Linked DNA regions of Homo sapiens: region 2 is linked to region 1. Evidence: chromatin contacts called from ENCODE Hi-C data. All regions are on one chromosome and are shown on one strand. Each heading gives the region's core, a stretch centred on a gene start or an enhancer-like site at or near the end of the contact. The rest is flanking DNA. Distances are from core to core; before and after follow the strand shown. Region 1 overlaps BICC1 (BicC family RNA binding protein 1). Region 2 has its middle 140 kb from the start of LINC00844.

Region 1 (6,522 bases), core at 1,696-4,195:
TTTAAACATGTTTTAACTTTACCAGGGGTTTATCTCTTACAAACAGCAGAGATCACACACACACATTCTAGCATGTTTTAACTTTACCAGGGGTTTGTCTCTTACAAACAGTACAGATCACACACACATTCTGGCAGAAGGCCATTACCTGTGCATGTCCATTTAAAGCAGCAGAGATTTTTTTGCCTTCGGTCTGCATACTGTTGATATGGACATCAACAGGAGTCAAGCCAGGAGGGGGAGATGGAGCTGTGTGCCCATAGGTGGGCACTCCAGACAACAAAATATTAGTTAATGTGGCTTGGGCAGTAGATGGAATCATAAGGTGTGGTATAGCAGAAAAACCTACAACAACATTTTATGATGACAGATATTAGGAAGAAACTCAGATTCAACTATTATTTTTATTAACAATAAAAATATCATTTTTGTTGCTGCAAGTTCAGAAAAGAATTCAATTTTGACACCTCTGTAAACAGAGGTACTATTTACTATAAAAACACAAAAGAGTGTTAAAATCGGACAATATCATAGAGAATATTTAATCCAACCCTCTCATTGTACAGATGTAAATGACTACCAGCAAGTTACTCCAACTAGAACCTAACTACCAGGTCTGTTTATCACATTTGAAGATGGTATTTCAGTTGTATGAAAAACTCAAACTGCTTTGCTGTTCTTCATTTTAACTAATTTACATATCAGGGAATTTCTGTTTCAATGGAGTATGCTTTGAACCCTAATTTTGCCTTAAGAAAACTGAGCCCTTCGTAAATTTTATTTAAAAAACTGGTAACACCTAAGAATACACAACTTGGAATATACTTAAATGATACTGACCTGTGGCACTTGAAGTATTAGCAAGTGGGGGTGCCCATAATGTGGGGCTGGGTGTACCAGAACTTGGACTTTGCAAAGGACTGACTGAGCTATTAAGAGCATTCAAGAGTGAGTTTGGGGTTGTTGAAGTGTTCAGAGATAAGGTGGTGGGTCCCAAAAGACCTGTAATAAATGAATATATAAAGTCAATTCACATAAATTTAAGATTTTAAAATAGAGATGGCACCAATATTGCCATTGGGAATGCACAATGATATAATCTGATATTTTCTAAATATAAAATATGGATGACAGATTTTCTTTCAAATACTCACATGAGTTTTGCATCATACAGCTCCAACAGAGGAAGCAGCTTATCCACAAAGAGTTGCTATCAGAAAATGGAAGATAGGTGTGCCCAGACCAGGATGGCAGTTAGGGTCATTGAACATCACCAGGTGCTTGCATTCATGTCAGCTACCCAGGATGAACAAAATTCTGCTCAAGTGGAAACTCATTTTTATTCTTCTGCATAACTCATTTGTCATCTGCTTACAAACAAACCCTTTTCAAACTACTCACATGTAGCAGCGACTAGGGAATGCTTTCCTGTGGTAGGATAGATCTATTTGTCCCCGCTGCAGATAGGGTAGGCTACCAGAACAGTTCCTAAATGTATCTCAAAACATATACATGACTTCCCTGGGCTCCATCTCAATGATGAAAATTTCCTCAGAAAAAAATACTGTTTTTTTTTGGTTGTTGTTGTTGTTGTTCTAAGGAGTCAATGCTTGATTTAAATAATGAAATTTTCCTTTGGGCATTTAAAATATGTTCTAGAATGAAATGTGGATTTGTATACAAGTTTCCAGGAATACATATAAAGCATAAAGTATATAACAGGATAGGTATAGCAATGAAAACATTTTAAAAATTCAGTTAGTGAATCTTTGCTCACTTGTTTTCTCTGTAGTGCAGGATGAACTAGGTTCCTGCTAAGTTACCTAATTGGCATTTCCTGACTCACAGTCATTGCTATGTTGTTATGACTCTGTTCAGGTCCCAGTGGAAGGAACAACTTTGGTAGATTAGGGGCCAAGATACAAAAAAAATCTTTCTTTAATGATGTCTAGGCAGGGCTACTTGGAAAATCAATCATATAAGAGCATTAAACTTCTTAAAAGTTAAAAGCAAGAATAGCTATTGGAAAAAAAATTTTAAAGACTGCAAGAATAGCTATTGGAAAAAAAATTTTAAAGACTGCTGAGAGTATTCTTTTTTGTCTCAAATCAACACTGAATGACCCAGGATGATTTTCTAGGAGTACTGATTAAGGAAAATAAATGCAACTGAGAAATGTGCAGGAAAGAAATAAATCTAGCAAAACTGTAATACAGCAATTAACTTCAGCCTATAAAATAGCAATCCATAGATGAGGACATAAATATCACCATGACTATTAAACAGCTCATTCTACTTTCTCGACTGAAGCTCTGAGATGATGACGTTTGTTCATTCTTCTATTTTCTATTCCTCACGTTAGACAGAAATACAGGTCTGGCCTCTGACTAGATTTCCTTTGTATCTAGGCAAGGCAGGCCTAACCACTGGAGATGCGGGTTCTGCTTATTTTCACCCCCCTCCCCACCCCTCATACAGATTTGCAATTACTTTTTAAAAAGCAAACTGGATAATCTTTATCTCTAGGGACTGAAGACAATATTGCAAATGCAGGAGAGAACAAACATAAATTACAGTCAGCATGCTTACTTCAATCTCAATGGCATTCTTAATTTAGAACAAACACAGCCACCGAAAATAAAATAGTCAGACCTTGATTATTTATGCAAACATGGGAAGAATCTGGGTAACAAATCCACAGAGACTAAGAAACCCCAAAATGGATTGATTCAGGTTGTATGGCTTTTCATCTGATCTTAGAGCCCAAAGGAAAAAAAAATAGCCTTTAAATGTAGACCCGAATGGTAGAAAGAAAGGGAACCAGACAAGCATTTCCCCAGTGACTGAGACGCGCTGTAATAATAAATTGTATACCTAGTCCAGTGAGTCCAAGGCCTGCTGAAGCTAAGATATCCAGGCTGGGACATGCCAGGCCGGCAGGGCAGGATGCTGGGGATGGACTGGTTGCTATGGTAACCCCACTGCTTTCAAGTCCGAGGAGACATTTCCTTGCTTCATACATATTTAAGGCATTTCGCTCAACACTTTTCACAATCACAGACTATGAAAACACATAATGGGGGAAAAAAGGTGACATGCAAGTAGTCTACAATGAATGGGGGAGGGGAGGGAGGTGGAAAATGAATACGCTAATAAGAATTCCACTCAGGGGACATATCAATGCTGCTTTTAAATCATCTGCAAATTCTAACCACTTCGTGCTTAAGATTACTCCTTCTGGCAAAACCCTAAATTATTGGTTACCATTTATTGGGCATGTTCTGGGTTCCAGGAGCTGTGATAGTAGCTGCATATATGTTCCTATTCTCAGCAAAACCTTATAGGGTGGGAATCATTACTCATATTCAGTGAAGTTAAGGGACTTAGCCCAGGTCAAGGCACAGCTGTGAAGAGACAGCAAGAGGATGGGAACCTGGGTTCCCTTTTTACAGCCCCTCATCTTTACACTAAAGCTTCCCCCTTGCATCTTGTCATTACATACCAAATCAAACTTGTGACCACATATAAACTGCATCATCATCATCACTTATGTTTGACATTTATGGTTTACTAGTTAGCTAATAGACCTTGAGGTATGACTATCCCTCATTGGTGACATATCTATGGCAAAGCTTATGGTAAAAAAAATTCTAAATAATAAATCATTTTTCTTTCACAATGGACTCATCAAGAAAATTTGAAATGTGAACTCAAAGGGGAAAGCCCTCAATGGACCAAAAAAAAAAAAAATTGTGGCTGAGAAAGCAGTTAAAGCAGTAGTTAGAATGTGGGCCAGCTGGGCATAATTAAATGGCCCTGGGATGCTGCAAGGCTCTGGAGTTCTCATTTACAATCTATTTTTCCCTGACTTCTGCTCATTTCTTACTGAACTCCTGGAATTCTTCTGACTGTCCATCTTAATATGCACAAGCCCTCTAATGTCTCTCCTGTCTTTATCTTTTAGTCCTGGTATCTACAGTGACTCTGGTCAACTCAAATTAGTCACACATGAAGCTTCACGATACATAAAATTAATGTCCTGTTCCCTAACTTTAAACTAATTATATCAAGTTCACTTAGAATCAATGCTATCTTTTCCTTTAAAGTTTTCTTTGGGAGAAGGCAAGATCATTTTTCTTCAGTTGGACAGCGATTACCACATTATTTACATATACCAAATTATATAAAATACATATTATATATACACCATTCTATGCATATAAGATTTATAGTTTCAAAATTTAAAAATGGTGTTATTTTCTTATTTCGGATTTTTGTTAAATAAATAGAACATCTCCCTTGTTTACTTTGTTCCATTTTCCTTTCTATTGCCCCAAAGGCAACTCATCATGATTTTTGTGTGCATCCTTCTAAACAATGCTTTATACTTAAAAATGTACAGACATATATATACACAAAAATGCTGCCATTGACTACATACTACGATGCAATATACTTTTTTTACTCAACACCATTCTCGTGTTGTCTCTTGGTGCAAAGGTGTTTTCAGAGTGTATAATCAGAAGTAGAACTACTGCAGGTAGGGTAATCAATATCTTAGAATAATGCGATGATCAGAAATCGCTCTTCAAAGTGGCTGTGCTAGTTTAAACAACAATACTAATGTAGAAACATTCCTCTTTCCTCATTCTTACTAGCACTTAATAAAAGATTTATTCTGAGCCGGAGACAGTGACTCACACCTGTAATCCCAGCACTTTGGGAGGCTGTGGTGGGTGGATTGCTTGAGCGCAGGAGTTCAAGACCAGCCTGGGCAACATGGCCAAACCCCATTTCTACAAAAAGTACAAAACATTAGCCAGGTGTGGTGGCACATGCCTGTGGTCCCAGCTACTCGGGAGGCTGAGGTGGGAGAACCACCTGAGCTCAGGAAGTCGAGGCTGCAGTAAGCCACGATCACACCACTGTACTCCAGCCTTGGTGATAAAGTGAGACCCTGTCTCAGAAAAAAAAAAAAAACATTTATTCCATTAAATTTTTACTCTACATGTAGTTACTGAAATTTTACAACACTCTGAGGAGAGATTCCAAGAACGCTGAACTTGAGACAGTTCAGTCCTTAAAGTATTTACAAAAAAGCACAGGCACCTCTTCTTTAACTCTCCAGCTTGCGCAGGAGATGGCATATAGTAAGTAGTCTAAACAATTTCTGAATTACACTGGGCATGTACACACACACACACACACACACACACACACACACACACACACACAAAACATGTAAGTAGCCTTATCAACTCTTGGGTAACTTAGAAAAGCTTCAAGTTACCAGATTCTAAATTAAGAACAAATGTTCTTTCCTTCTCATTTAACTATGGAAAAATAATGGTTACTCTAAATGGACTGCAAAAACCAACACATATATAAAGAAAATGATGATCTATAATGAATACTGTTACAAATTTATATTAGATAACTAAATATATAATGACATATATATTATACAAGTTGAGTTTCCCTTATCTGAAATGCCTGGGACCAGAAGTGTTTTAGATTTGGGGTTTTGGGGGATTTGGGAATATCTGCACTGGTTGGGCATCCCTAATATGAAAATCCAAAATCTAAAATGCTCCAATGAGCATTTCCTTTGACTGTCATGTCAGTGCTAAAAAAGATTCAGCTTTTGGAGCATTCCGGATTGGGGATATTCAACCTGTATAGAGTAACAGTTTCATGTATATGCAAATAAATACTTCTATGCAAAATAAAACTATACAGCATATGATATGATACATAATTCTCTGGATTCAGACTCTGAACCAACCTTGCTTGGCTGTTTGGGCTTTGGTTTAATACTGATGAAGACATCAAGCTGTTCCATCAACTGCGCAATGAATTGTGGATCTACTTCAATTTCTTCCTTCATATCAAACATCAACACAAGAGGAAGACAACCCTAGAAAATGTCACAATAGAATGTGTAGGAGGTAAAAATTTAATCATTTAAACACCTGATAATTTAACATGCCTGCAAATAATGCACTATTTTACAGATTTAAAGACTAAACTGAAGTATTAAAGCTGAATTATATAAGTTCACATAGCTTAGAGGACAGGTGTGGCATTAACGTTGAGGGGGAGAAAACCATTTTTGGATGACGAAATTATATGTCTTAAGTTTCTGTTTTTGGCCCCGGACTTTTTTTATCCACTGTGCACCTTGGAAAATTCCTTTATTCTCTAACTTCAGTTTTGTTAAGTTATGCTAGAAACTAGATTCTCGACTATATCAAGGGTACTAATCTTTGCCTTTGCTCAATGACTTCCAGTGGCAGCTTTTGATTGTATTTTGAATGAAAACTAAACATGATCGAGCATTTAAAGAGTTCCACATTTTAGCCCAGACTTGCTTGTTCAACCACAGATTTATATCTGTATGTCTTCCCCTTCCTCCAGGTTAGGCCAGCCTCCCAACGATCCTTTAAGAGGATCTTGTACTTTGGTATCTTAACTCAGGGGTCCCCAACCTTTCTGGTACCACAGACCAGTTTCACAGAAGAC
Region 2 (6,522 bases), core at 1,086-3,585, 61 kb before region 1:
AATATGCTGGAAATTTTACCTAGTCATCTCATTTAATTCTCATAAGTAATCTATGAGATAAGACTTTACAGATGAGGGAATTGAGGCTCGAAGAGGTGAATTAAATTGCCCATGACTACACAGCTAGGAAGTAATAGAGGTATATTTTGTAGCTGTGTCTATTAAACTCTTTCCATTTGCACTATTCTGTCCTCAAAACACTTAATATATGTTAACTTAAATATAAGACCTCAAACCATGAAACTACACCAGGAAAACATTGGGGAAAATCTCTAGGACATTAATCTGGGCAAAAATTTCTCGAGCAATACCCAACAAGCACAGGTAACCAAAGCAAAAGTGGACAAATGAGATCACATCAAGTTAAAAAGCTTCTGCACAACAAAGGATACAATTCACAGTGAAGACACAACTCACAGAATGGGAAAAAATATTTGCAAACTACCCATCTGACAAGGGATTAGTAACCAGAATACATAAAGAACTCAAACAACTCTATAGGAAAATATCTAATAATCCAGTCAAAAGATGGCCGAAAGATTTGAATAGACATCTCTCAAAAGAAGACATAGAAATGGCAAGCAGGTATATGACAAGGTGCTAAACAGCACTGATCATCAGAGAAATGCAAATCAAAATCACAATGAGACATCATCTCACTCCAATTAAAATGGCTTGTATCCAAAAGACAGGCAATAAAAAATTCTGGCAAGGATGTGGAGAAAAGGGAACAAACACTTGTACGCTGTCAGTGGGAATGTAAATTAGCACAACCACTGTGGAAAATTGTTTGGAGATTCCACAAAACACTAAAAATTGAGCTACCATTTGATCCAGCAATCCCACTGCTGGGTATATACCCAAAAGAAAGGCAATCAGTATATCGACAAGATATCTGCACTTTCATGTTTGTTGCAGCACTGTTTACAATAGCTAACATTTGGAAGTAACATTAGTGTCCATCAACAGGTGGATGGATTAAAAAAAACTGTGGCACATATATACAATGGAGTACTACTCAGCCAGTAAAAAGAAGGAGATCCAGTCATTTGCTACAACATGGATGGAACTGGAGATCATTATGTTAGGTGAAATATAAACCAGGAAGAAAAAGACAAACATCACATGTTCTCACTTTTTTGTGGGATCTAAAAATCAAAACAATTGAACTCATGGACATAGAGAGTAGAAGGATGGTTACCAGAGGCTGGGAAGGGTAATAGGGGGTTGAGGGAGGTGAGGATAGTTAATGGAAACAAAAAAAGTAGAAAGAATGAATAAGACCTACTATTTGATAACACAACAGGGTGACTATAGTTGATAATAACAGTACATCTTTTAAAAACTTAGAGTGTAATTGGACTGTTTGCAACTTGGAATAAGCGCTTGAGGGGATGGATACCCATTCTTCAAAGTGTGTGTGTGTATATATATATGTGTGTGTGTGTATATATATATATATGTGTGTGTATATATATATGTGTGTGTGTATATATATGTGTGTGTATATATATATGTGTGTGTATATATATATACACATACAGGTAACGAAACTGAGGTTAGAGAATTGAAGTAACATGCCCAGGGTCATAGATATTAAAGGGAAGATCTGGGATTAAATACAGGAAGTCTGATTCCAGAAATCACACTCTCAACACATTCTTTTGCCTCTGTTTTCAAATATTTGAGAACTAAGTGCTTTTCAGAACTTTAAACATTCTAGACATTCTAGGGAATGCCACAAAATCCAAAATGGCATCAATAAGCATCTAAAGGGAAATGTGCCTGGCCAGTCTTAGGGATGAGGGATGTGACAAACTGACTAACTGAATGGGAAAGCCCCTGAAACCTCTGGAATATTATGCTTCTGCAACGTACTCCCACTGTGACACCTGACCTTAGCCCAACACCTCCTGCTGGAACTTTGGAAGTTCAGGACAGAAGCCTCAAAGGATTCTGCAGAAGCCTGGCCTCAGTGCTGAGGCAGGATCTACCTCCAACATCAGCAGCTGCCCCACTTTAGGACTCCCATACCACCTGCTTGCCAGCGCTAGATCTGAAAGATGGGAAAACATATAAAATCTATAAAAACCGAACATGCACTTCATAGGCAGAAAATAGTTCAGATCTGAAAGGTTAATGGGGCACCCTTACTTTCCAGGGCTGCTTGCAATGTGTCTCATGAAGAACTCAGCCACCTCTGAAGGACGGGCTGCCGTGGGAACAGAGTGAGCTGAAACATCTGAAAGCCACACAGGGTGAGTGAGCAACCATCTTGGTTCGCCAAGGACTGAGGGGGCTTCCCAGGACAGGCACCTGTAATCCCAGCTACTCAGGAGGCGGAGGCAGGAGAATGACGTGAAGCCGGGAGGCAGAGGTTGTAGTGAGCCAAGACAGTGCCATTGCACTCCAGCCTGGCCGACAGAGTGAGACTCTGTCTCAAAAAATAAAAATAAAAATAATGAAATGCATCATCATTCATATCTGTCCCCTCATTCCCAGAAAGTTCTATTTAGAACTTTCAGTGCTAAAAACCAGTTGGTCACCCTCCACCCATGTAATGGTCAACAAGAACCCCAGGGAGTCCTCTGCATTCCAGCACATTCCATTCATGCCATGCTATACCATTCACAGCTAACAGAGCTGCCCAGTCATGCACACATGTTCTGACTGTCAGCATTTGGACACCCACTTCAGCGCTTACTGTTATAACTGCAGCACCCACTTCCTTAGAACAGCTGCTTTATTTGCAGCCCTGGTCTGCTTAAATCAGATGAAATTATTTTCACAAGTTGCTGTCTCACAGCCAGAGAAGAGGCAGAGTTTGATGGCTTGTTTAGAATTTAACTCTATCACCTTGAGTTGCTGAACCTCTGAACTGGTCACAGAATAAACTGCTATCAATCTGGGATAGAGGGATCAGATATGAATGATGATGCATTTCATCATTTTTATTTTTATTTTTATTTTTATTTTTTGAGACGGAGTCTCACTCTGTCGCCCAGGCTGGAGTGCAATGGCACTGTCTCGGCTCACTGCAACCTCTGCCTCCCAGGTTCACGCCATTCTCCTGCCTCAGCCTCCCAAGTAGCTGGGATTACAGGCACCTGCCACCAAGCCCAGCTAATTTTTTGTATTTTTAGTAGAGACAGGGTTTCGCCATGTTGGCCAGTCTGGTCTCAAACTCCTGACCTCATGATCCGCCCGCCTCAGCTTCCCAAAGCGCTGGGATTACAGGCATGAGCCACTGCGCCCAGCAGCATTTCACCAGTTTTAAAATTCTCAGTTACAAAGCAGTACCTGGAACTGGTTCCAAAGAAGAGTTTTGACTAATTGTTTCACATTAAGTTTTTCAACCCCTGTATATAATTAGCTTCTTGGGAGTATGTATCTGTCTGTGGGCAGGGCCTGGTGTTCCTTGGGAATCCTGAAGATTAAGCAATTTAGCGTATGAGCATTTAAAGTGCAGTCAGCCCCATTTAAAAATGACCATTATAAGCCAAGCTGAGCCCCTGCCTTTAAGAGAGGCCTCAGTCGAGGGTCAGGTGTGGTGGCTCCTGACCGTGTTTCCAGCACTTTGGGAGGCTGAGGCTGGTGAGAAGATTGCTTGAACTCACTAGTTCAAGAACACCCTGGGCAACATGGCGAAATCCTGTCTCTACAAAAAATACAAAAATTAGCCGGGTATGATGTAGTCCCAGCTACTTAGGAGGCTGAGATGGGAGGATGGCTTGAGCCCACGGAGGAGGCTGAGATGGGAGGTTGCAGTGAGCCATGATTACACCACCGCACTCCAGCCTGGGTGACAGAGTGAGACCACTCTGTCTCAACAACAACAACAAAAAGGTCTCAGTCTAATTAGAGAACTGCAAACACAGAATCCTGTAAGCCCCAGGGATTACAGATGTCAGGAGCTGTTATTATGGATTTATTTCTGACCCACAGGGGATGAGGGGAACCAGGTGTGAGTTCAAGCACAGAAGTCCCTGCTGACTGCAGTGTGGCATCCTTCCAAAGTAATCCCCTGACTTTGTGTCTCTTCTCCTTTGGGAAGGCCAATGGGTGCCCTGAGACTGTCACATCTAGAAGAAAGGCTCTTGGAAGTTGTGTGCCCTCCCACCTCCTCCTCTATCCAGCACATGACCAACCCTATGGTTCAGCCCCAGAGACTGCGCTGCTGTCTCTGGTGGAAGTGCCTACTGGAGCCACATAGTCTCTGATTATACCAAAAGGATCCAGCCCTGAACAGATGGCCACCTTGCTCACATTGGACTTCATATCTGGCCAAGATAACAGCATTATCTAGCATTATCTATCTAATGAGCAATCTAGCAAATGAGGTTGAACATGCAAGTATCATTCTGCATTTAAACGTCCCAGCTGTTGGCTCCTAGGCTGTGGGCCATGGAGCAGGCTGAGATGGGCCTGAGCATAAAGTATAGGCATGAGATGGGCCTCTCAAACCAACCAAGGCACCAGATGGAGTTAGAAAGCATTACTTGCATTTAGATTGAGTCTCATAACCTCTTATGAACCAAGGGCAGGCTGGCCAACTCCCACCAGGGAAATGACATTAGAGTGTTTAGGGAACAGCTATTTTCCTGCTGATAAAAGCAGCATGTGTTGATTTACTTTATTATCTATTGCAGTGGTTCTTAAACTTTAGCTTTTAGAAGATCACCTGGAGGACTTTTAAAACACAGGGTAGGTCCTTGTGGGGCTTGAGAATTGGCATTTCTAGCACATTTCCAAGTGATGCAGATGCTACTAGTTCCGGGATCATGCTTGAGAAGCACTTATTTACAGGGAATAATCCCATATCACAAACATCTTCTCCAGACTCAGCCCTTATAAAAATTATTGTGAAGTGCCATATACCAACATGCCCACATATTTAGTAGAAAAAAAGGGAGGGATACTCACAGCTAACATTCAATCACCTAAATAGCAATATTTATTGAGCACCTACCATGTGCAAAACCAGACTGAACTCTGTAAAGATGAAAAGGAAGTGTCAAATTTGGTAGGAATCAGAATTAAATACTTTTTTGGAGGCCACTGGTCAATATATATAAAAAACCTTGAAGTGTGCCACTCTTTCACCAAGCAACTCCGTGTCTAGGAATCTAAACCAAGAAAATAAAGATGTGACAAAATTAAGCTAGAAAAAGTTCACTGAAGCTTTTTAAAAGTGAAAAGGTAGAAATCTAAATGGCTGGTATATATATATCCTTATACACACACACCTCCCACGATTCTCTAGATCAGTGGTTCTGGAATGTCTCGAGACAGTTTTGATTGTTACAGCTCGGGAGTAGTTTGCTCCTAGCATCTAGTGGGTAGAAGCCAAGGATGCTGCTGAATATTCATCCTATCATGCACAGGACAGTCCTCACAACAAAGAGTCATCTGGCCCAAAGTGTCAGTCAAGAGTGCCAAGACTGAGAAATCTTGACCTAGACTCATGTGCCAGGGATTCCAACAGAGTCACACTCACTAAAATAGCTGCCATTTCCTAGAATCAGGCTGCCACCTGAATAATGAAAGGCTTTGTTCCCCTCAAAATTTCATACTGTTGAGGTAGGGAATAGAATGGTGGTTACCAGAGGCTGGGAGGGTAGTGTGGTGAAGAGATATAAACAGGAATTGGCTAATGAGTAAAAAAAAAAAAAAAAATAGTTAGAAGGAATAAAATATAATGCTTGGTAGCACAATAGGGTGACTATAGTTAACAATAATTTATTGTATATTTCAAAATAATTAGAAGAGTAGATTTGGAATGTTCCTAACACAAAGGAATGATAAATGCTTGAGGTGATGAATATCCCAATTACCCAGATTTGATCATTGCACATTGTGTACTTGTTTCAAAACATTACGTGTACCCCATCAGTATGTACATTATGTATTCATAAAATTTTTTTAGGTCTCATGCTGTTATTTCTGTGTCCTGGAGCTGTCTCAAGTGAATTCACACAGTTCATGTAGTCTTTCTCTCTCCGCTCCTGCCCTTGTGGTGGCACGTGCAAGAGAAGTCCCTTAGGAGCAGCAACTCACCCTGCATAGATGCCTGCACCCTCCAGGGAAACACTGATGAGGCCAAGTGTGCTGTCCCTGGTGTGCCCAGAGCTAGCTAACACAGTTCTCAGGGCATCCCACCATGGCTCTGCAGGCTTAGAGAGAACCCCCTGCCCACCTCTGTCTCATTTAGTTACCTGGAAACCAAAGAGGTACTATTGGTCAGTCTCATGGAGTACGCTGTGAGAGCAGTTATTCCAGCTTCTGCCTATAGCTGCTATCTATAATGCTCCAATACAAGCGTGAGGGGCCCAGCCAGGAGACCACAGAGCTAGGAAAAGACTGTTCTGTCCTTTTGTATCTAAAGCACTTGAGCCAACCACTTTTCTCCTCCTATAGAAAACAATCTGCATGCAAATAAATATTTTAAAATGTATACACAAATACAGGTGGACTAAGTACTATAAGTTCAGAGAAAGGCCCAATTATTCCAGTTGACATTTT

Evidence for each region. Hi-C counts contacts between places; a loop is a spot of excess contacts on that map. Pooled maps may share reads with other maps.
Region 2: a map of aorta shows a loop between it and region 1 (8-fold over the local background). The contact joins two enhancer-like sites. A Hi-C loop is called at or near these places in 7 of 168 maps with a recorded cell type or tissue (Caco-2, PC-3, PC-9 and 3 more) and 5 of 50 pooled maps.

Annotation. Positions count from the first base shown.
Region 1 is chr10:58,792,879-58,799,400 of GRCh38, reverse strand. BICC1 (BicC family RNA binding protein 1) reads right to left here. Exons shown (of 21, transcript NM_001080512.3): 9 at 5,786-5,917; 10 at 2,875-3,061; 11 at 841-1,002; 12 at 149-345. Among named protein-coding and RNA genes, the nearest start is that of LINC00844, 200 kb to the left of the region's middle. Within about 2 kb of position 2,945, at least 2 of the 41 ENCODE cell types and tissues checked have a DNase peak (open chromatin) inside an H3K27ac peak, as active enhancers do.
Region 2 is chr10:58,852,809-58,859,330 of GRCh38, reverse strand. No RefSeq gene overlaps it. Among named protein-coding and RNA genes, the nearest start is that of LINC00844, 140 kb to the left of the region's middle. RefSeq lists enhancers at 2,193-2,809, 1,947-3,146. Within about 2 kb of position 2,335, at least 10 of the 41 ENCODE cell types and tissues checked have a DNase peak (open chromatin) inside an H3K27ac peak, as active enhancers do.